Linked DNA regions of Mus musculus: all the other regions are linked to region 1. Evidence: chromatin loops called from intact Hi-C (ENCODE). Cell type or tissue: heart. All regions are shown on one strand.

Evidence for each region. Hi-C counts contacts between places; a loop is a spot of excess contacts. Peaks named below come from ENCODE experiments on the same cell type or tissue, not always from the same donor. Only the 100,000 strongest peaks of a DNase experiment are listed, where the experiment ranks them.
Region 2: a loop joins it to region 1, with 3 times the contacts of the local background. A loop is called at or near these places in 30 of 42 quality-filtered maps.
Region 3: it touches region 1 in a loop (22-fold over the local background); 3 of 42 quality-filtered maps call a loop at or near these places.

Annotation. Positions count from the first base shown.
Region 1 is chr7:25,538,042-25,546,041 of GRCm38, forward strand. Ceacam2 (carcinoembryonic antigen-related cell adhesion molecule 2) reads right to left here and starts at 1,963. Exons shown (of 9, transcript NM_001113368.1): 1 at 1,660-1,963; 2 at 533-892. The coding sequence starts at 1,723. The region is part of intron 6 of 4732471J01Rik (RIKEN cDNA 4732471J01 gene); the gene reads left to right. In heart, a CTCF peak has its summit at 3,605 (motif pointing left); no DNase peak of the experiment used is centred here.
Region 2 is chr7:25,482,569-25,490,568 of GRCm38, forward strand. The region is part of intron 4 of 4732471J01Rik (RIKEN cDNA 4732471J01 gene); the gene reads left to right. Gm38967 (a long non-coding RNA gene) reads right to left here and starts at 4,273. Exons shown (of 2, transcript XR_881898.3): 1 at 3,432-4,273; 2 at 618-1,123. In heart, a CTCF peak has its summit at 3,816 (motif pointing right); no DNase peak of the experiment used is centred here.
Region 3 is chr7:24,772,570-24,780,569 of GRCm38, forward strand. Ceacam10 (carcinoembryonic antigen-related cell adhesion molecule 10) reads left to right here and starts at 4,635. Exons shown (of 4, transcript NM_007675.4): 1 at 4,635-4,770; 2 at 5,557-5,916. The coding sequence starts at 4,707. In heart, no CTCF peak of the experiment used is centred here; no DNase peak of the experiment used is centred here.

The DNA.
Region 1 (8,000 bases):
GGAAGTCAGGACTGGAACTCAAGCAGGTCAGGAAGCAGGAGCTGATGCAGAGGCCATGGAGGGATGTTCCTTACTGGTTTGCTTCCCCTGGCTTGCTCAGCCTGCTTTCTTATAGAACCAAGATTACCAGCCCAGAGATGGTCCCACCCACAAGGGGCCTTTCCCCCTTGATCACTAATTGAGAAAATGCCTTACAGTTGGATCTCGTGGAGCCATTTCCTCAACTGAAGCTCCTTTTTCTTTGATCACTCCAGCTGTGTCAAGTTGACACAAAACTAGTCAGTACACATCCTAAGTTACTGTGCAGAGTCTGACATCCTCAGACTGAGTTACCTAACAATCTCTTTTCTGAAAGAGTGGGTCCAAGCAAGGCATCCCTGTTTATTGCTGGTTTTCTCCCCTCTGTGTGCCGTGAACTAAATGCTCCTTCCACAAGGTAAGGGACATAGTAGAGTCATCTAGGATTGTCAATGCTGTGTGGGAGGCAGGATTAGCTCTACCCATGACCCAGAGGTTACAGAGAATTACTTACTGTGTACATGAAATTGTCCAGTCAGGACCCTACGACGATAGTTTTGATCTGTCATTTCTATTGTGTAGACTCCCGTATCCTTCATGGTGACCCTTTGGATGAGCAGGGATCCATTGCTGTATAGTGTCTCTCTGCCACTGTGTACAGGCCCTTTTATAGTCTTATTAGTGCCTGTTACAAATCGTACAATTTCAGCATTTGTAGACGTAGTAGATCCCTTGTGCCAGCTAAAGGCCGAGACTCCCTTCATCATATTGTAAACAACTAGAATAACATTGTTGCCTTCAGCAGCGTGGAGTGGAAAAGCCATAACAGTCACTTGTGCAGTGGTGGGAGGGCTCCAGGAGGCTAAAAGTGAGGCTAAGAGGGAAGAGAGAAAGACCTATCAATCTTAGGACCTTTGCAAAACCTCTCAGCCTTGCTGTGCCTGTGTCCTATTGGGTGGTGGCCAGCAGATCACCTCCATTCCTCATCTTTCCACTGTAGGAAACGCTCTTCTCCGGCATTCACACAGCTCACTGCTCACTGCCCTCAGATCCCAGCTCACACTCAGAGTCTTTGCTGAGTGTAGGCCTATCTTCTCTGACCTCCTCCTCTAAAGACCCTGCGCCTTCATTTTCTGGCCTTTCTCTTCTTTGTTTTTTTCTGAAGTGCTTGCCAACCTGACCCCACCTAGATGCCCTCGCAGGTCTGCCGTTCTGCACATAGAACTAGGGCTTTGTGAGGAGGGCTAGGTAGATTTTGGCTTAACCCTTGCTGCTTGGAACATGCTCATATACCTCTTTGCAAATCAGTGTCCCAGAGCCTAGTGTATTTGCAAATTTCTTAGTGTAGTATGCAATAATTCTATTTACTTGCCCCAGTTTGGTTTTTATGTGGAGAGTCACCCTGACAGAGTTGTGGACTTCAGTCTTCAGGATATCCTAGCCAGTGCGATAAACTTAACAATAGGGAAGAACTGAGTTTCTCCTCACCACTAGCCAATTCACACTCACTGAGAGCTTCCTGTTGCCGTCAAGCTTCAAGCAGAAGCCAGATGTCCCTTCTCAGGTTCCTTTCCTCTCCCAGAAGACCCCAGCCAGTCTCTGAGCTCCCCTGCTCTCTACTGGGAAGGAATATCTCCTTACCTGTGAGCAGTAGTCCAAACCAGGGAACCTGCCCTTTGTGGAGATGTGCTGAGGCCAGCTCCATGTCTCTTCTGCCTGCTAGCTTCTTCTCCAACACTACTGCTAAGCCTGGCTGCCCTGATATCTGCCCTGCTTTTCATAGCAGAATTGATTCTCCTCCCAGAGAAGGGCACCTCCCAGATTCACGTGGGGTGGGGGTGGAGCCTGTGACTCTAACAATGCTGTTCTGTCAGTGCGGGCCTCCCATCCTTCTATTCCTCTCTTCCCAGTTCATTGTTCTAGAACATACTCTGAGCAGTGTTCTAGAACATACTCTGAGCAGAAAGGCTGAGATGTGTCCTATACCCTGGCCTTGGGGCTGTCAGCAGCAGAGGGAGTTCCAGCACTTCCTGTAGCCTAGAGTGACATAAACCTCAGGGGAGCCCTGTGTGCCCTGTTCTCAGTGCTCACTCAAAGTGTGGTTTACTCCAGGCAGGAAGTGGCAGAGTTATCTGGAGGGTTAAGGAAAGGCCTAGCTGAGTGATGACTGGGTAGGACCTGATCCATCGTCACTGATGACACCAGTCATGTGTCTGATCCTAGGATACAAGTTGTCTCAGGGGCTTCATATCCTGGGTGTGCAGGAGGAGGTGACCTGTGTGTCCTGGAAAGAGGACTGTGTGCTCCATCTTCCTATAGAGGGCGCCAGGAAGACCTCCCCAGCTTCCGGTGCTGGCCAAATGTGATTCAGGTCTGCCCATGCTCTCCGTAACATTCCCAGGATGGCTTTGTTCTCCTTGGTGAATGCCCTGGGATTTCCCATCTCTCCCATGGATGATGGAGGATGGAAGGGACCACATTGGTTGTCCTTGCAGAATGGAGTTCTCAGAGATACAGGAAAAAGCCAGTAGGACAGAGTATGGTTACGTGAGGGAGCTGGCTCCAGTTGTGTCAACTGGGATGGAAACTGCAATCCAGGTTGCAAGATAGGTTCTTGCGTATTCTTTCGTTGGTCATCCAGATCCCGGGAGCTCTGTGGGGGTCTGGCCTCTTGGCACTGTTGCTCCCTCCACTGGGCTGCAAACCCCCCTCGGCTCCTTCAGTCCCTTCTCCAACTCCTCCATCAGGGACCCCATGCTCAGTCCAATGGTTGATTGTGAGCTTCCACCTTGCCTCTGTACTTGTCAGGCTCTGGTAGAGCTTCTTAGGAGACAGACAGATCCGGCTTCCATCAGCTAGCACTTCCTGGCATCCACTATCGCATATGGGTTTGGTGGCTATATGTTGAATGGATCCCCAGGTGGGGCAGTCTCTGGATGGCCTTTCCTTCAGTCTCTGCTCCACACTTTGTCTCCGTATTTCCTCCTGTGAAGATTTTGTTCACCCTTCTAAGAAGCAGTGAAGCATCCACACTTTGGTCTTCCTTCTTCTTAGGCTTCATATAGTCTGTGAATTGAATCTTGGGTATTCTGAACTTTTGGGCTAATATCCACTTATCAGTGAGTAAATATCTTGTTTGTTTGTTCCTTTGTGACTGAGTTACCTCACTCAGGATGATATTCTCAAGTTCCATCCATTTGCCTATGAATTTCATGAAGTCATTGTTTTTAATGGCTGATTGGTAGTCTGTTGTGTAATATACCACATTTTCTGTATCCATTAGTGACCCATGGCCCTGGCCACACATGTGGCAGAAGATGGCCTTATTGGATATCAGTGGGAGGAGAGGCCCTCAGGCCTGAGGCTGTTCAATATTCCAGTGTAGGGGAATGCCAGGGCAGGAGAATGAGAGTGGGTGGGTGTGGGACCATCCTCTTAGAGGTAGGGGAAGGGAGGTGAGGATAGGGGATTTCTGAAGGGGAGACCTGGAAAGGGGAAAACATTTAAAATGTAAAAAAAGAAAATATACAAGGGGTGGTTATGCCTTTTTTCTGTTTTTTTCTGTTGATTATATGGTCCAATTTCGCCCCCTGGTGTTCAGGAGGAGACCTGCAGCTCACATCTGGGTTGCCCTATGGATGGTAACAAGGCTTTCAAAACTGTGGAGGAGCCCTTCTGGCCCACTGCTGCACCGTGGTCCCTGGCCCGGGGAGTCTGCGGACACCCGCAAGGTCCCACACAGGATCCGCCACGGGATCCTAAGACCTCTGGTAAGTGGAACACAGCGCCTGCTCCAATCCAATCGCGCAGGACCTGAGACTGCATTAATTAAGGAAGCAGATAATCCAGCCTGACCCAGGGCTCAAGTCCCTTCTGGCCCACTGCTGCACCGTGGTCCCTGGCCCGGGGAGTCTGCAGACACCCGCAAGGACCCACACAGGATCTGCCACGGGATCCTAAGACCTCTGGTGAGTGGAACACAACTTCTGCCAGGAGGCAGGTTCAAACACCAAATATCTGGGCACCTTCCCTGCAAGAGAAGAGCTTGCCTGCAGAGAGTACTCTGACCACTGAAACTAAGGATAGAGCTAGTCTCCCAGGTCTGCTGATAAAGGCTAACATAATCACCTGAGGAACAAGCTCTAACCAGAGACAACTATAACAACTAGCTCCAGAGAATACAAGATGGCGAAAGGCAAACATAAGAATCCTACTAACAGAAATCAAGACCACTCACCATCATCAGAATGCAGAAGTCAAAATATCACTTTTTGCAGATGTAGTGGCTATTCCTGGTTGTCAACTTGACAATATTTGAAATGAACTACAATCCGGAATTGGAAGGCTCACCAGTGACCCTTATCTGGAGGCTTGGAGATCCTTATCTGGATCTTGGTTTGAAGATCTTGAGCCATAGTGGCTATGGATTCCAGAAGATTGAATCTCCGAGTTTAAGAAACACACCTTTAATCTGGGCTACGCCTTTCATCTGGGATTAAAGGTGTGGTGGAACACACCTTTAATCTGGGCTACACCTTCTGCTGGAGACAATATAAGGACATTGGAAGAAGGGAGTCTAGCTCTTGCTCCTGCTCCTTCACCTGCTTGCTGCGTGAGATTGAGTAACTGCTAGATCCTTGGACTTCCATTCACAGCTGTGACTGAACGATTGTTGGGAATTGAGCTGCCGACTGTAAGTCATCAATAAATTCCTTTATTATCTAGAGACTATCCATAAGTTCTGTGACTCTAGAGAACCCTGACTAATACAGAACTTGGTACCAGGAGTGGTTCTAGAGTAACAGAAGTACAAGGATGAATCTTTTAAAATACTGGAATTGGCTTGTTGATCCACCAGCACTTTCAACTATTGAAACCTCTCCAGATTCTCTCCCTCCTGGGAGCTCAGAGAATTTTGAAGACCCATGGTTGAAACTATATTCCGAACTTAAAGAAGCTAATGACCTTGATTTTCTTAATGAATTAGGTGATTCAGTGCACAAAGCTTTCTACAAGATGGGGAAAAAATCGGAAAATGATTTTACTGGCTGGCTGCTCTTAGTATCTGTGGAAAGAATGATGAATGAAAGGAAGGAGTTGTGTGATAAAATCGAAAGTCTCCAGACACAAGTAAACGATCTAAAAGTTGCTAAGTGTGTCCTTGAGGAGAATCTTCTCTCTTGTAGCAATAGAGCTCAAGTTGCAGAAAATCAAACAGAAACTCTCATTGTAAGGTTGGCTGAACTACAGCGAAAATTCAAGTCTCAGCCTCAGAGTGTGTCGACAGTTAAAGTAAGGGCTCTAATTGGCAAAGAATGGGATCCTACAACATGGGATGGGGATGTGTGGGAAGACCATGTTGAAGCTGAGAATTTTGAATCCTCAGATTCTCAAGGGTTTGCCCCACCTGAGGAAGTAGTACCCTCAGCCCCACCTCTTGAAATAATGCCTTCCCCACATGAGGAAATTAATTTTGCAGAGTCTGCTCACGGCCCACCAATAGTTTCTTCTAGACCTGTAACCAGACTCAAAGCAAAACAGGCTCCTAGAGGGGAGGTAGAAAGTGTAGTCCATGAGGAAATTCGCTACACTACTAAGGAGCTTAATGAGTTTGCTAATTCATTCAAGCAGAAACCTGGTGAATATGTGTGGGAATGGATTTTAAGGGTGTGGGATAAGGGTGGAAGGAACATAAAACTAGAGCAGGCTGAGTTTATTGACATGGGTCCTCTGAGTAGAGATTCTAGGTTTAATACGGAAGCTCGCATAGTTAAAAAAGGTGTCAAAAGTTTGTTTGAATGGTTGGCTGAGGTGTTTATCAAAAGATGGCCTACTGGAAATGACTTGGAGATGCCTGATATTCCATGGCTTAGTGTTAATGAAGGGATTTTAAGACTTAGGGAAATTGCAATGCTAGAGTGGATATATTGTGTAAAGCATAATTGTCCACAATGGGAAGGTCCAGAAGATATGCCTTTCACCAGCTCTATAAGACGCAAATTGGTGAGAGGGGCACCAGCACATTTGAAGGGTTTTGTTCTTTCCCTTTTCCTTGTGCCAGATCTTAGCATTGGAGATGCTTCTGCTCAATTAGATGAATTAAATTCACTGGGTTTAGTTGGATTCCGAGGTAACAAGGGCCAGGTGGCAGCATTGAATCGCCCGAGACAAGGTGATTCTAGTTATTATAATGGACAGCGTAGACAAAAGAATGTTTATAATAACATACCCAGTAATGGTCAGCACAGGAGAGGTGAAATTTATAATGGCATGACTCGGTTGGACCTTTGGTACTGGCTAACCAATCATGGTGTTTCCAGGAATGAAATACATAGGAAGCCTACTGCATATTTGTTTGATCTGTATAAGCAGAAAAATTCTCAAACAAATGAAAGAAAGGCTACATTAGATCGTGGTAAACAGCAATCTCGGCCAGTGAATCAATTTCCAGACTTGAGACAGTTTGCAGATCCAGAACCCCTTGAATGAAGGGGTGGCCAGGTTCCGCTGAGGAAGGATCTTGATAAGACACTCAAAGGTTTTGCTGTTACCCTTTCTCCAGTTCTTCCCCAGAGGGACCTACGGCCTTTTACAAGGGTAACTGTACACTGGGGAAAAGGAAATAATCAGACTTTTCGGGGTCTGCTGGATACTGGTTCTGAGTTGACACTGATCCCAGGGGATCCCAAGAAACATTGTGGCCCTCCAGTTAAAGTAGGGGCGTATGGAGGGCAGGTGATTAATGGAGTTTTGACTGATGTCCGACTCACAGTAGGTCCAGTAGGTCCCCGGACACATCCTGTGGTGATTTCCCCAGTTCCAGAATGTATAATTGGGATAGATATACTCAGAAATTGGCAGAATTCTCATATTGGTTCCCTGAACTGTAGAGTGAGGGCTATTATGGTTGGAAAGGCCAAATGGAAGCCTTTAGAGTTGCCTCTGCCAAAGAAAATAGTGAATCAAAAACAGTATCGTATTCCTGGAGGCATTGCAGAAATTACTGCCACTATCAAGGACTTGAAAGATGCAGGGGTGGTGGTTCCCACCACATCTCCGTTTAACTCTCCTATCTGGCCAGTGCAGATAACAGATGGATCATGGAGAATGACAGTTGATTACCGAAAACTAAATCAGGTAGTAACTCCAATTGCAGCTGCTGTACCAGATGTAGTTTCCTTACTTGAGCAAATTAACACATCTCCTGGCACCTGGTATGCGGCTATTGATCTGGCAAATGCCTTCTTCTCAGTACCTGTCCATAAGGACCACCAGAAGCAATTTGCTTTCAGTTGGCAAGGCCAACAGTATACCTTCACAGTTTTGCCTCAAGGATATATTAACTCTCCTGCCCTGTGTCATAATTTAGTTAGAAGGGATCTTGATCGTTTGGATCTTCCACAAAATATCACATTGGTGCACTATATTGATGACATTATGCTGATTGGACCAAGTGAGCAGGAAGTAGCAACTACTTTGGACTCATTGGTAACACATATGCGTATCAGAGGATGGGAAATAAATCCAACCAAAATTCAAGGACCATCTACCTCAGTGAAATTCTTAGGAGTCCAGTGGTGTGGAGCATGCAGAGATATTCCTTCTAAGGTGAAAGATAAGTTATTGCACCTGGCCCCTCCTACAACCAAGAAAGAAGCACAACGTTTAGTGGGTCTATTTGGATTCTGGAGACAACACATCCCTCACTTGGGTGTGTTACTTAGGCCTATTTACCAAGTGACTCGGAAAGCTGCTAGCTTTGTGTGGGGCCTGGAACAGGAGAAGGCCCTTCAACAGGTCCAGGCTGCTGTGCAGGCTGCTCTACCACTTGGACCATATGACCCAGCAGACCCGATGGTACTTGAGGTGTCTGTGGCTGATAGAGATGCTGTTTGGAGCCTCTGGCAGGCCCCTGTAGGTGAATCACAGAAAAGACCTTTGGGATTTTGGAGCAAAGCTCTACCATCATCTGCAGACAACTA
Region 2 (8,000 bases), 55 kb before region 1:
TACTGCTCATCATCAAAGGAAGGCAGGACAGGATCTTAAATAGGGAAGGAGCCTGGAGGCAGGAGCTGATGCAGAGGCCATGGAGGGGGGCTGCTTACTGGCTTGCTTACCCTGCTTTCCTATAGAACCCAGGACCACCAGCCCAGGGACAGCAGCAACCACAATGGTCTGGGCCCTCCCTCATGGATCAATAATTTAAAAAGTTCCCTACAGGGTTGCCTACAGCTGTATCTTAAGAATGCATTTTCTCAATTGGAGCTCCCTTCTCTGACATGACTATAGCCTGTGTCAAGTTGACATAAAGTTATCCAGAAGACTTAAGTAAACTTGACTAAAGCATGAGGGCCAGTATTCATTCACAAAACCAACTATTGTTTTTTAATGCAAATTCTTCTAAAACTTAAAAGCAATTTAATTTTTCACATTTGAAAGTGTTTAATAGTTTCCAGAACATTAAGCCTTTGGGAGGTAGACCAGCTTGCTTGCTCTTGTCCTCCCCTCCCCTCCCCCCCCCACCCCCCCAGGTTTCGAATGAGGGTCGGTGGAGGCACTTTTGTGTTCTAAGTTTTTTTTTTTTTTTTCTGTTTTCTTCAAATAGTGAAGAGGATTGGAGCCACTTACTTTTTTGAAAGTACTTTAATTATTTGACAACTCCACACCCACGTGAAAATATACTTTGGTCATACACAACCCCATTCCTTAGTCACTGCTTCCCACCCTGCTGCATGTGTGAAGTGGACACTTAAGGGCTCCTTAGAGAGTCCATTGTGTTGGATGGTATTGCGCTGGGGCGCACACAGGAAGGAGTTTTCCTCAAGTGGACACTAGTGAGCAGGACTCCCTGCTTAAGGACATTACCCTATTGCACCATGAGGTTGAACAGCATGGTCTCTTCTGCCTGCTCTGTCCTCTCTCTGTGGAGAAGCGCTTCAGCTCCCGCACTGCTTCCGTGCCTTGCTGCTCTGGTGCCAGGCCTCTTGTCCTTCCTTGAAGCTGAACTTTCAGACAGGCAGCAGCAGCACCCAGAGACACACGGGCTGAGTCCCTAACCTCTTCTGCTCTCAGTGTGGCCTTCCAGTCCTTTCTGCCCTTCTGTCTTCATGGCCCAGTCCTCTAGAACACACTTTGAGTAGGAATGTTAATCAGGATCACTTGATTTTCGAGACCAGGTTACCCCAGGGCTAACCTCTGCCATGTCCTGGCCCTGGCCCTGCCAGCATCAGAGGGAGCCCCTGTCCTTCCTAAACCCTGTGGTTTATTCCCTCTTGTGATACAGAAACCCTGCTGAGCCCAGTCTGCCCATTGAGCAATCTCAATGCTCTGGGAAGTGGGATTTACTCCCAGCAGGAAAGTGACAGAGATTGTCTGTGAGGTCTGGAAAGGGGCCAGTGGAGTGATGACTGGGGAGGGGATGGAACCATTGTCACTGGTGTCACCAGTTAGGTTCTGATCCAGGAATGGAAGCCCAGGAACAGTTATCTTAGAAGATTTGTGTCCTAGATGTGCAGGAGGATGGGACTTGTGTGACCTAAGAGAGAATGTGGACCTCATCATCCTATGAATAGTCTCAGGGAGAGATGCTACCTGCCTGTGTGGGCTGAGCTGTGTCTGGGGTCTGTTCATGTCCTCTTGACCTTTCTGGGACAGCTTTGTCATCTGTCTAGGTGACTCCCCTATAATCACCTGGTCTCTTCTGGTGAGTGATGGCCAGGAGGCAAAGTAATATCCTCAGAGACATGAGAAGAAGACAATTTTAGAGCAGGCTTGTGGGAGATGTCTGTAGATATTGGGACTGTTGGAAACTAGGTGACTTAGTTTGCTTTCTATTGCTGTGATAAACACCACGAGCAAAGCAACTAGGGTAAGAAGGAATTCTTTTGTCTTACAATATACAATATATATATATATATATATATATATATATAAAGTCCATTTTGAAAGGAAGTCATAGCAGAAACTGAAGCAGAGTCCCTGGAAGACTGTTGCTTCCTGGCTTGCTCCCAAGGCTTGTTCAAACTGCTTTTTAATACAACTTGAGGCCACATACTCAGGGGTGGCATTACTCCTAGAGGGCTGGGTCCTTCCACATCAATTACAAATCAAGAAAACACCTCACAGAGTTGTCTATAGGCTGAGAGAGTCCATGGCCAGCAGACTAATGACCAGTGTAAGGCAAGATGGAAATCCTGTTCAACTTTAGGTCCTATGTCCTGCTGCGCTGTTTTGAATGTCCCTTTTCTTGCCAGTCCCATATTGCTTTGTTATGTTTGCTCTTAGTATATTTGACCTAAATATGGTGACTCCTATGCACTCCCCCTTCTGCTCGTGGTTGCTTTAGCCATTTGGGACCTTGTGCTTCTGAGTGAATGTAGTGTTTTCTATTTCTCTTCACAGATATGCTTTTGTGTTTTTGGAATTTGATGGGGATTGCACTGGATCACTTTTGGTAATATCATCACTGGACTGGTTTGACCCACTGGCTGCCAAGGTAATGAATGGAGACTTTTTGTGATTATGAAAGCTTGGCCTTAGCTTAGGCTTGTTCCCAACCAGCTTGTATAGCTTCAATTTACTTATTTATCCTAATCCACATGGCTCATTACCTCTCTCTTAGCCAATCAGTCCCAGCGTCTGTTTCTCCCTCTGCATCTTGCTGGCCAATCCCCTGTGCCTGATTCTTTCCCACAGTTTTTAATCTCTGACAGATGTCTCTCCTCTCCTTGCCTCGCCTCGCCCCGCCCCATCCTGCCCTCCCCCTCCGCTCCCCTCCCCTCTCCTGTCCTCTCCTCTTTGCTATAGGATATTCAGCTCTTTAGTAAACCAATCAGAAGGATGGAGAAGAATGTTTACAAAACACTTAGACAGGTAAAGTTTCATAAAAATAACAATAACAAGGTTGGCCTGTACTCAAATCTTTGCCACAGAAATCAACATTGGAATAATACAAAGGTAACCTTTACACAAGACATTATCCCAACATCTTCCCCTTTTAGACAAATAAAGGGTCTTTCTCTCAAATCAATAGATGATATATAATAAGAACAATTATCAGGTAAGAATTACATTCACAAATGTCCAGTCCTTTTTACCTGGCAACTTTGGAGAAAGTGCTCCACTATTGATCCTATTTTGGTGAGTCCAAAGCTCTGCACCTAAGTCACTTTCTATCACTATTAAAGCTTTCAGATTCTCTGACCTTTACAGCTTGCATCTGCCATCTTTAAACATCTTTGACATTTCAACAGTTATAACTTGTTTTTATCAACCTTTAAAACATCCTCTTAGATCCTGCACAACTTAAACTTTATATGTTTATAAACGTGAACCTCTTTTGTGAGTTTTAACTTTCTGAATGTGATAACAAGGAAACTTTTAGACTATAACTATATAGTCTTCATTCCCACCAAAGACGTGAGAAAGATACATTTTACCTGAGTAAACAGGAAGTTCAGAGCAAGCAGCTTCCAAAACTGTAGATATGACAGAGACAGCTGGTGTTGAACAGTCACCTGAGATGCCTCTGCAACATTGAGACATCTATGAAGTGGAAATTTCTGGTTCTTAGGAAACTCAGTTATGTTATCTGCTGTTTTGCAGGTGCATACAGGTGAAAGGATGTTTTGCTGAAGCAGACACAGGAGAGGGCCTGTGATGTTTAGAAATAATGTAAATATGACCCCACAGAGAGTGGGAGGAGGCTCTGGTGTTGGTTTGCCTTGCATCACGTTGCTAATGTTCACTTGCTGTAACTTGGTAGAGAGTAACTTGCTGAAGAACTTCTTGTGATATTCCTTTGGCTACTTGCTGACTCTGCAGACTCAGGCCAATAGGTGGAGCCATGTGGTTTCTTCTGAATTGAACTGCCATTGCTGAGTTGTGAGTGGTTATTGCCAGGTGGACTGGACTGCTGCTGCTGATACATGCTGGTGTTGTTCTAGTGGACTGCTGCTGCTGCTGATACATGCTGGTGTTGTTCTAGTGGACTGCTGCTGCTGCTGATACATGCTGGTGTTGTTCTAGTGGACTGCTGCTGCTGCTGATACATGCTGGTGTTGTTCTAGTGGACTGCTGCTGCTGCTGATACATGCTGGTGTTGTTCTAGTGGACTGCTGCTGCTGCTGATACATGCTGGTGTTGTTCTAGTGGACTGGATTGCTGACGATGAAGATTGGAATAACCCCAAAGAACTATTTATAAACAGGTCTACAACCTGTTTCCTATTAACTGTTATTTGATTTTTATTTTTAAATGTATGTGGGTACACTGCCACTGTCTTCAGACACAACAGAAGAGGGCATCAAATCCTGTTACCCATGGTTGTGAGCCACCATGAGATTGCTGGAAATTGAACTCAGGACCTCTGGAAGGGCAGTCAGTGTTCTTAACTGCTGAGCCATCTCTCCAGCCCCACAGTACCACAATTTTTGCTGGGTCTATTTTTTTGCTAACTGATGAACTCTCATTTTTCCTTTCAGAATCAATTCAGAAACCTTTCTACATAGGTCTTTAATTTCTTACTCTGTGTGTGTGCTAAGAATATGCACTCTACAATATCTTTTCTGTGCATAACAATTCCTGAAGGAGAATGAATAGAAGGCAAAAGACTAGACAACTTTTAAACTTGCCAGTTCATTTGGTGCCCAACATGGAATATATTATCCATACCTTTAAAATCCATGTTCAGAATATTAGACAAGAGAATAGAAAGCAGAAAAAGGGTAGAAAGCAGAGAAGGCAGAGATCCTGCAGAGCTACAAGGTCGAGAGCCGCTTGCTGTGTCCTGGGGTTGGGAGAGCACTGGGTGGGATTGCACATGGGAGACAGAGCTGCAACCGGCTATGACCCACCTTCTACATGCTAGGGACTGTGGGTAACAGTCCAGCTCGATATAGATTTAGGCTAACAGCTGGCATGGAACTAGGCATTTTGCTCCCATTGGAGAGATACTGAGTGATCTGCATGCTGCAAAGGGAGGAATCAAGCACAGGACTGCAGAAGAGACTCCTGCTATGCACACAACAGCAGTTACCTAGCATCTACAGCTTCTCAAAGGCCAATTGCTCAGGGCTTATAGAACAGAGCTCTCAAAGTACAGCAAGGTGCCTGCCAGAGAAGAACAATAATACCCCAAGAGAAGCTGCAACAACAACAACCAACAAATCCTGGCTTTTTTACTGGAGCCTCGGGGTGGCAGTGGAGAAGGAAGCAGTTCTTATCTAGGTGTAGGTGGGAGGCTGATGGAGCTGTTCTCTTGGGCTAAAAGCTTATCTGAGGTGGGGCAATACCAACTTGTTAGACCCAGCTGAGGGGACTCATCTTGGCCTGACTCATGCTGGCTAGAGGAGAGAACTCCAAGGTCTGACAACTTCCTAGATTGGAGGAGAGATCTGGATGTGATGAGGGAGCTGTTGGCATTTTGTCTAGGCTCCATGCCACAGTTACATGGCAACAGCCAGGTATGCCTGACTCACTATAAAGGGGGCTGCTTGCCCCTCCTCTCTCTCTTGCTCTTCTCCTCATACTCCTGCTCCCTTACCCTCTTCCTCTCTTTCCCCATTGTCCTCCCCCCTTTCTCTCCACGTGCATGCTCACAACACGCCTCTCCTCTCTCTCTCTCTCTCCCCCCTCTCTCTCTGCCTTTCTCTGTCTCTACTCCCACAACTCGTCTCATGTCCTGAATAAACTCTTTTCTATACTATACTGTCATGTGGCTGGTACCTCAGGGGATGTGGACACAGAGGCCCCCCTCTTCCTTCTTCTTAACTCTTGAGACTCATAATGGTTTTCTGTACCTTCTTAAAACAAAGAGCCTTAGGAAAAAGTTATAGAAAATTTTATAATTAAAAGTGAAGGTGAAAGAGAGAAATTTGGAAGAATGAGACAGGCCTTGGAAGAAAAATTGGTCAGACTGAAGCGCAGAGAGAGAGAGAGACAGAGAGAGACAGAGACAGAGACAGAGACAGAGAAACATGAAGGCAAGGTTTAGAGGAAATGATACTAAAATTAATAAATCAAAATAAAGAAGCTACTAAAATATCAGAGATACAAAATATGGAAAAATATGGAAGCAAGGCTTAGAAAGGAAGGTACAAAAATTTATAGGTAAAAATGAACAACACACAGAGAGAAATGAAACATGAAGACAAGCCTTAAAGAAGTTACAAAATTACTATAAGTCAGGTTGAACAAAATGGTAGGATGGCAGAGATACAAGCACAAGAGAGGTATGAAATATGGACACAGACCTTAAAAAGGAGCTTAGAATATTAATAAGTAAAAATAAGAAAAAGCTGGGCAGTGGTGGTACATGCCTTTAATCCCAGTACTTGGGAGGCAGAGACAGGTGGATTTCTGAGTTCGAGGCCAGCCTGGTCTACAGAGTGAGTTCCAGGACAGCCAAGGCTACACAGAGAAAAGCCTCTCTTGAAAAACAAACAAACAAACAAAAAACAAAACAAAACAAACAAACAAACAAACAAAAAAATACTCAGATAGAGATAGAAGATAAAAAGAAAGCCAACCAAAGGTTATTAGAAAACAAAGTTTGGCTTATCTAGTTAGTATGCAACAGAGGCCACACATTTATAAAGAATATGCTGGATTTTTAAAAAATTATAGAAAATGTTACTAACTTTTGGATACACTCACCATTCATAAAACATAGCTTGTCTTCTTTGATGATCAAAATAGAATAATCCCCCTAGACTGGAACTTTGTAAGAAGATCGGTATTAGAACCTGAGCCACAGTTACAGTGGCTTTCATGGTGGAGAAAAGCAGCTAAGGAGATAGCACAGAAATATAGAGCCGGAGGTACTACTATTTCTAAATACCAGCAGACGGTCAATATGCTGAGGAAGGGATGCAGATCGTATATGATGAAGAAACCTTGGAATTGTGTTGCATGGCAGCGGCAGGCTTAAATGCCTGGAACAAGGTTGAAGAAACAGCAAAAAGACTTGAACCTTGGTTAAACAAGGTCCAAAGGAAACATTCACTTGAATTTTTAAAGATTAACTTCAGCTGTAGGTGGAAAGAAATCAGATCCAGTACCTAGGAGAGCATTAATTGAACCTTTGGCTTTTGAAAATGCTAGTGCCAAATGCAAATTGGTAATCAGACCCTTAAAGGCAAGACCAGAATCTACATGAATGGATTAGTGCCCTGACCTGCAGGAATAATCAGCAGGGACCCAGGGCAAGGGAGTGAGAGAGTGGGAGGGAAAGAGACAGGAAGAATGAGAGCAAGTCAATCATACTGATCAAGCTCTAAAAACATTATTCAGGAGTGGCAATATAAGCATAAGCGGGAGGTGGGGGGCTCCAGAGGAGGAGGGAAGAGCCCAGGGGCTCTCTGAAGGTCAGGTGGCAATCTTCAGCTCCTGGAAACAATGGTCACTGTCCTCTTTTCCCACAAACATTCTTATTGTTACGACCATGAATGTTCTCTCAAGATTCTTTATGTAAGCTAGAAAATATCCACAAGGCCATGGCTGAGGCCATGGCTCCCGGCATATCCTCCCTTTTAATTATTTTCAATAAGGCCCCATGGAACTGGGGTGATCAATATTCATCTCTTCCTTGGATGAGTGGGCGTTAACGGGATGTGGGGGGGAGCATTGACCTGATTCCTCCTGTGGGTACCATCATGACCCACAGTCATGGCTCTTGGTATCATTTGGGGAGGGGAGGCAGAGCCTTAGAAAAATCCTTAGGATAAGGTTGAAAACAGATACCAACCTCCTTGCAAACCAGGTTTGTCTCATGGGGAATTCAGAGATGGTCCGTGTTAGTCCTTCCCCTGTGGTGCTTAGCCTTGCAACCCACCCTGGTGCCCATACTGGATTCATTTTATGAAGAACCAGTATGTACAGGTCTGACTCCTATGCAGCTCCTGAAGGAGAATTATCAACCTCAGGTTCAGCAAGGCCTCTGTCAGCCAAATCAAGTCTATGATAATGAATTTGCAAGGGTCTCGATGCCAAGGAATCAATTCTGCTCT
Region 3 (8,000 bases), 770 kb before region 1:
CCCATTTGTGTCTAGTTGTATCCTGATCTCTGGGCTATCCAACCTCTGGCTCCTGGCCCTCTGGGCAGTTTCAAGGGTGAGCTCCCTCTCATGGCCTGGGTCTCAAGCTGGACCAGCCATTGGTTGATCCCTCCCACAATTTCTGTATCACCTTTACCCCAGCATGTCTTGTAGCCAGGACAATTGCAAATCAAAGGTTTTGTGACTGGGTTGGTGTCCCAATGGCTCATCTAGGCTCTATCTCCCCCACTGCTAGAAATCTTAACTGGCATCACCGTCATTCATTCCTAGGAATTTCCATTGCTCTAGGTTTCTAGCTCATCCCAGAGAACCCTCCCAGTTCCAGTTGTCTCTCCCTGGAGACTCTCCCTCTAGAACACAAAATTGCCTCCCCTATCCCCTCCTTTGAAACCTTACTGGGGAAAAAAAAAAGAAATAGAGAACTAGTCTACCTCCCAAAGGCTTTCTGAGGGTCAGAAGGATATACCATGTTCTGGACACTTTTTTTAAAATTTTAATTGTATTTGTAATTCATTTTTTACACTGCATATTCCAATCCACGCCCCTCCCCTCCCACCCTCCAACTGCTCCACATCCCATACTTCCTCCCACTACATCCTGTCTCCACATGGATGCCCACACCCTCTACCGCATCTAACCTCTAAACTCCCTGGGGCTACCAGTCTCTTGAGGGTTAGGTGCATCATCTCTGAATGAACATAGACCTGGAAGTCCTCTACTGAATGTGTGTTGAGGGCCTCATATCAGCTGGTGTATGCTGTCTGTTTGGTGGTCCAGTGTCTGAAAGATCTCGGGGGACCAGATTAATTAAGACTGCTGGTCCTCTTATAGGATCAATATTTTCCTCAAATTCTTTCATCCTTCCCTAATTCAGCAACAGTGGTCAGCTGCTTCTGTCCATTGGTTGGGTGCAGATATCTGCATCTGACTCTCTCAGCTGCTTGTTGGGTCTTTCTGAGGGCAATCATGATTGATCCCTTTTTGTGAGCACTCCATAGCCCCAGTAATAGTGTCAGGCCTTGGGCCCTCCCCTTGACCTGGATCCCACTTTGGGCCTGTTGCTGGACCTTCTTTTCCTTAGGCTCCTCTCCATTTCCATCCCTGTAATTCTTTCAGACAGAAACAATTATGGGTCAGAGGTGTGACTGTGGGGTGGAAACCCATACCTCACTTGATGTCCTATCTTCCTCCTGGAGGTGGACTCTATAAGTTCCCTCTTCTTACTGTCCGGCATTTCATCAAAGGTCCCTCCCTGTGAGTCCTGAGATCTGGACACTTTTAAACATTTTCAAATATGAGAATTTAATTTGATTTTAAATCCTAGAAGAATGCACTAAAAAGAACATGTTGGTTTGCAAATGAGAATTGGCCTTTATGCTTTAGTCAAATTTACTTAGTAAGTGTGGATAAATTTATATCAACTTAACACAGGCTACAGTCATATGAGAGGATGGAGCCCCAATTGAGAAAATGCCTCCACAAAATCTGGCTGTAGGACACATGTAGGGGGTTGTCTTAATTAGTGATTGATGTGGGAGTGTCCAGCCCATTGTGGTTGGGGCCATCCCTGGGCTGGTGGTCCTGGGTTTTATAAGAAAGCAGACTGAGCAAGCCATGGAGAACAAGCCAGTAAGCATCACCCCTCCGTGCCCTCTGCAGCAGCTCCTGCCTACAAGACTGGCTCTGTCTGAGTTGCTGTCTAGATGTCCTCCAGTGATAAGCAGGTATGTGGACGTGTAGGCTGAGTAAGCTCTTCCCTCCCCCTTCTGATCACGGTGCTTCAGCACAGCAATGGCAACCCTGAGACAGTGAGTTTATGAATTAAAAGTACAAACTGAAATAACAACCACAGAACAGAAAAACACACTTGTGAATTGTATATATGATATGGCTTTTGTGTTTGGCATAAGTAACTGGTACAGCTTAGGAAAAAAAAGCAATGCTTAATTTTGGGAAATGCAAATTAAAGCTACTATGAGACGCCAGCCCACTCCAGTTAGAATGGCTGTAATCAAATTAGCTGATAACAAATGTTGAAGAGAATGTGGAGAAAGAGGAACACTTATTCATTGCTGGTGGGTGTGCAGATTTCTGTAGCCATTATACAAAGCTGTGTGGAATTCCTCAAAGAATTTGCAATAGCATATAATGCAGCTATTTCACTGGACATTTACCCAGAAACCCTGTACCCTACCATTGAGATATCTGCACCCCAATAATTATAGTTGCTCCATCCTCTATAGCAAGGAAATGGAACCAACCTAGAGCTCCATCAACAAATTAATACACAATGCAAGTCTATCACACACACACACACACACACACACACACACACGGTGAAGTAGTGTTTGTCTCTACAGAAAGATGAATCACAAACTTTACAGGGATGTGGATAGACTTAGAATATATCATGTTAAGTGAGATCATTTGATCTCAGGAAGAAAACCCCATATGTCCTTTCTTGTTTGTGGATCCTAGCTCTAATGTCTGCATGTACACATGTAATTACATATATAACATTAGGAAGGAGAACATAAAGGGGTTGGGTTTGGTTTGGTTTGGTTTGGTTTGGTTTGGTTTGGTTTGGTTTGGTTTGGTTTTCAAGACAGGGTTTCTCTGTGTAGCCCTGGCTGTCCTGGAACTCACTCTGTAGACCAGGCTGGCCTGAACTCAGAGATTCCTCTGCCTCTGCCTCCCGAGTGCTGGGGTAAAGGTGTGCACCACCACCTGGCAATGGTGCAGTAATTGTAAAGAGACAAAGTGCTCCCTCATGGGCTCACACATATGATGTACCTGGTGTGGGCCCTTTGGATGCTCTCTCGAATGTAACCGGTTTTGACGTAAAACAGGTCCTTAGCAAGCAGTGTCCACGTGGGACTCCATGCGGGGCCGCTGCCTTACTGGGAGACCTGGATCTGAAGTTCTGTCTTTCATCCTTTGAATGCTCCTGTACAGTGTAGTTCTGGTAAGTACCACCAATTAGGGACCATAGTTCTTTAAACAAGAATTTCAGCTATAAAAACTATAGAGAGTGAAGACACTGAGATGTATGCTTAAATAGTCATAATTATGAATTTATAAAACAAATTCCAAGGAATGCTGACTCACTGCTACTGCATCTCAAATACTAACACACCCGGAATTACACACACTAAGAAGCTTCCTTTTTGTGGTTTTTTTGTTTTTGTTTTGTTTTTTAAAGATTTATTTATTATTATACTAAGTACACTGTAGCTGTCTTCAGGTGCACCAGAAGAGGGAGTCAGATCTCATTACGGATGGCTGTGAGCCACCATGTGGTTGCTGGGATTTGAACTCAGGACCTTTGTAAGAGTAGTCGGTGCTCTTAACCACTGAGCCATCTCTCCAGCCCGTGTTTCTTATTGTTACAATTCTAAAATATGCTATTGTTGGTGAGTGAAAGTGCTTTGCTTTAATATTTAGAAGTCAGAATAAAACAATTTTAGAGAAAGCACAGTTCTAGGATATTGCTGCCCCAGGAACAAGATGTCCAACTAAGTTACTAGACACATGGGAACGGGGGATCAACCTCATTAGTCACCGTGGAACTGCAGATCAAAAGGCAGCCAGTCTCACTTCATGACTATAATAGTCTCTAGCAAAAAGCTGAATGGATCCTCAAAGGATCTCCACATCTGGAGCCTTTCTTGCTTAGCTCCATCATGGAGCTGGGAGCCTGGTTACCAACCTTAGGGCAGCCCAGATGTGAGCTGCAGATCTCCTCGTGAACACCAGGGGAGCCACTGAACCATATACTCAACAGAAAAACTCCTGAGGGATGAACATGTCTTGCAGCCTGGTTTCCATCCCAGTTCTGACACACCTGGAGCCAGTTCCTTCACCTAACCATACTCTGTCCTCCTGGCTCTTTCCTGTATCTCTGAGAACTCCATTCTGCAAGAACAACCAATGTGGTCCCTTCCATCCTCCATCATCCATGGGAGAGATGGGAAATCCCAGGGCATTCACCAAGGAGAACAGAGCCATCCTGGGAAGGTTACGGAGGGCACGGGCAGACCTGAATCACATTTGGCCAGCACAGGAAGATGGGGAGGTCTCCCTGGCGCCCTCCATAGGAAGATGGAGCACACAGTCCTCTTTCCAGGACACACAGGTCACGTCCTCCTGCACACCCAGGATATGAAGCCCCTGAGACAACTTGTATCCTAGGATCAGACACATGACTGGTGCCATCAGTGACGATGGATCAGGTCCTACCCAGTCATCACTCAGCTAGGCCTTTCCCAACCCTCCAGATAACTCTGCCACTTCCTGCCTGGAGTAAACCCCACCTCTGTGAGCATTGAGAGCAGGGCACACAGGGCTCCCATGGGGGTTTGTGTCACTCTAGGCTATAGAAAGTACAGGAATTCCTGCTGCAGTTGACAGCCCCAAGGCCAGGGCACAGGGCACTCCTCAGCCTTGCTGCTCGGAGTATGTTCTAGAACACTGAACTGGAAAGAGGAATAGAAGGACGGGAGGCCCGCACTGACAGGAGAACAGCATTGTCAGACTCACAGGCTCCACCCCCAGCCCACGTGAATCTGGGAGGTGCCCTCCTCTGGGAGGAGAATCAACTCTGCTAAGAAGAGCAGGGCAGATACCTGGGCAGCCAGGCTTAGCAGTAGTGTTGGAGAAGAAGCTAGCAGGCAGGCAGCAGAGACATGGAGCTGGCCTCAGCACATCTCCACAAAGGGCAGGTTCCCTGGGTTGGACTACTGCTCACAGGTAAGGAGATATTCCTTCCCAGTAGAGAGCAGGGGAGCTCAGAGACTGGCTGGGGTCTTCTGGGAGAGGAAAGGAACCTGAGAAGGGACATCTGGCTTCTGCTTGAAGCCTGAGGGCAACAGGAAGCTCGGAGTATTTGTGAATGTGAATTGGCAAATGGTGAGGAGAAACTCAGTTCTTCCCTATTGTTAAGTTTATCGCGCTGGCTAGGATATCCTGAAGACTGAAGTCCACAACTCTGTCAGGGTGACTCTCCACGTATAAACCAAACTGGGGCAAATAAACAGCATCCATACTACACTGAGAAATTTGCAAATACACTAGGCTCTGGGACACTGATTTGTACACGGGTATGTGAGCGTGTTCCGGGTAGCAGGGACTAAGCCAAAATCCACCTAGCCTCACAAAACCTCACAAAGCCCTACTTCTACTGGGCAGAAAGACAGACCAGCAAGGATATCTAGGTGGGGTCAGGTTGGCAAGCACTTCAGAAAATACAAAGCAGAGAAAGACCAGAAAATAAAGGCACAGGGTCTTTATAGAAAGTCAGAAAATATAGCCCTACATCCAGCAAAGACTCTGAGTGTGAGCTGGGGTCTGAGGGCAGTGAGCGGTGAGCTGTGTGAATGCCTGAGAAGAGCGTTTCCTACAGTGGAAAGATGCAGCGTTGCTGAGGAATGGAGGTGATGAGGCTGGCTGCCACTCAATAGGACACGCACTCACAGCAAGGCTGAGAGGTTTTGCAAAGGTCCTAACATTGATAGGTCTTTCTCTCTTCCCTCTTAGCCTCACTTTTAACTTACTGGAGCCCTGCCACTACTGCCCAAGTCACCGTTGAGGCTGTGCCGCCCAACGTTACTGCAGACAACAATGTTCTTCTACTTGTTCACAATCTGCCGCAGACGCTCCGAGTCTTTTACTGGTACAAGGGAAACAGTGGGGCTGGACACAATGAAATTGGACGATTTGTAACATCCATTAATAGGAGTAAAATGGGGCTTGCACACAGCGGCAGAGAGACAATATATAGCAATGGATCCCTGTTCTTCCAAAGTGTCACCAAGAATGATGAGGGAGTCTACACATTATATATGCTAGATCAAAACTTTGAAATTACTCCGATTTCTGTGCGATTTCATGTACACCGTAAGTAATTCTCTGTAACCTCGGGGTCATGGGTAGAGCTAATCCTGCTTCCCACACAGCACTGACAAGCCTTGATGACTCAACTATGTCCCCTACATTGTGGTGGGAACATTTAGTTCGGGGCACACAGAGGGGAGAAATACAGCAATAAACCGAGATGCCTCACTTGGACTCACTCCTTCAGAAAAGAGATTGTGAGGTAACTCAGTGTGAGGATGTCAGACTCTGCACAGTAACTTAGGCTGCTTATCCTGAGCATGGCCTCGAGAAAGACCCTTCAGGGCTCAAGCAGGGCCTGCCTGAGGAAACCATGAGAATCTCACGGAGAGGTGAGCACCAGGAAACTGCTCCAGACCCAGCCTGGACTCCAGGAACCCTGGGAAGTTGTTAGCCTGGGTTGAGATTTGCCCTCTTGTTAGAGCTGACAGGGACAACGGTTGATTGTAGGCTGGTAGGCTGTTGACAGTCAGCCTAGACTAGAGCCATGTCTGAGGTAGGTCACCTGGGTATCTCCTCCTGAGACCCAGTGTGCGCTGTGTACATGGAGAGGTATGAAAGACAACTAGCCAACTGTTGTGATGTTCCTGTGAGACTTTCCAGGAAGGACAAGAGCCCTAAAATGATAGGAGAAAACCGTGTACAAATGGCAGCTCCTTGCTCTCCAGGGTGTCAGGCCCAGGGATTATTTCCTGCAGCAAATAGTAACAGACTCTGGTCTATGGAAGGTCAGATCATTGCTCCTTTTAAGGTTAACTTGCAGGCATGGCAATGATCATTTACCAACGTGCACTGTTATAGGAAAACTGGGGGTAGGAAATAGCTATTGAGTCATGGCTCCATATGCCTCGGAGTGTCTGTGGCACTAGCTTGTCTGTCCTCAGCCACACCCTGGGGACCTTATTAGCTATCCATGCATTGGAGAGGAGCAGTGGGTTCAGAGATGTTGGTTTCAGGCATGCACAGCCTGAGTGGAAGCCTGGTCCAGGAAATGAAAGTGTTGAGCAGAAGTCAGCTTTCCTCAACAGAAGCCAGGCCTGACCAGCCCACACTCTCTTCACTAGACTTGGAATCACAGGGTCCCAGGTATGCTGGTGTCCTTCCTAGCAGAGGATGAAGGAGAAGGCTTTGTTTTCTCCCACAAGAGCCTGCAACCAGCATGAGGAAGAGTGTATAATTAGCTCTTACTGTGATGGAGGAAGAGGGAAGGAATGAGCTGGAAGCCCCTTACTTACTGAGCCAGAGTCTCCTGACAGGGTCAGTGAGAATTAAATTAGGTATTGTAGGAGGGGGTCACAGCAAGACTGAGACTGTGTCAATATTATTGCAAGAAATCAGACATTTTTATACTCTTGTCAGAAAGAGAATATAATGGTGGTTACCAGGAAGAACACAATTGTAGTTGCCATGATAAAATGACAGTATTCGAGCTGGACAGGGTCCCCAAAGAATAATGTCCGAGACTAATTGTTCTGCCAAACTCTATTTGCTCTGCTGACTTCTAGAGAATGCAGAGATACAAAGATAGCTTAAATCTCCCCTGCCTGAGGGGGGCATCTAACTGAAAGGCATGAGGTGCCCCAGGAGCCATGGGCTCGAACCTGAAAACCTAGGTTAGGAACCTCTTAGGGCTGCTACACCAGGCTGAATGCAAGAGTCCCTGACACCCCCTTTTTGATTTTTTTTTTTTTTTTTAAGATTTATTTATTTACTATATGTAAGTACACTGTAGTTGTCTTCAGATACACCAGAAGAGGGCACCAGATCTCATTACGGGTGGTTGTGAGCCACCATGTGGTTGCTGGGATTTGAACTTCAGACCTTCGGAAGAGCAGTCGGGTGCCCTTACCCACTGAGCCATCTCACCAGCCCCCCCTTTTTGATTTTTAATTTCAGAGTATGCAAGTCAATCTTTAAAGTAGATATGAAGAACCGAATTAATATTAAGGCTATAATGCTTCCCAATGTGACAACAACAACAACAAATTCCCAGAGACATTCTTATGGACCGAAGTTTAATTATAGACAGAAAAAGAATGAGCAAACATCTTTGCTAGGTTTTATATGCCCTGAGGAGAACCACAAAC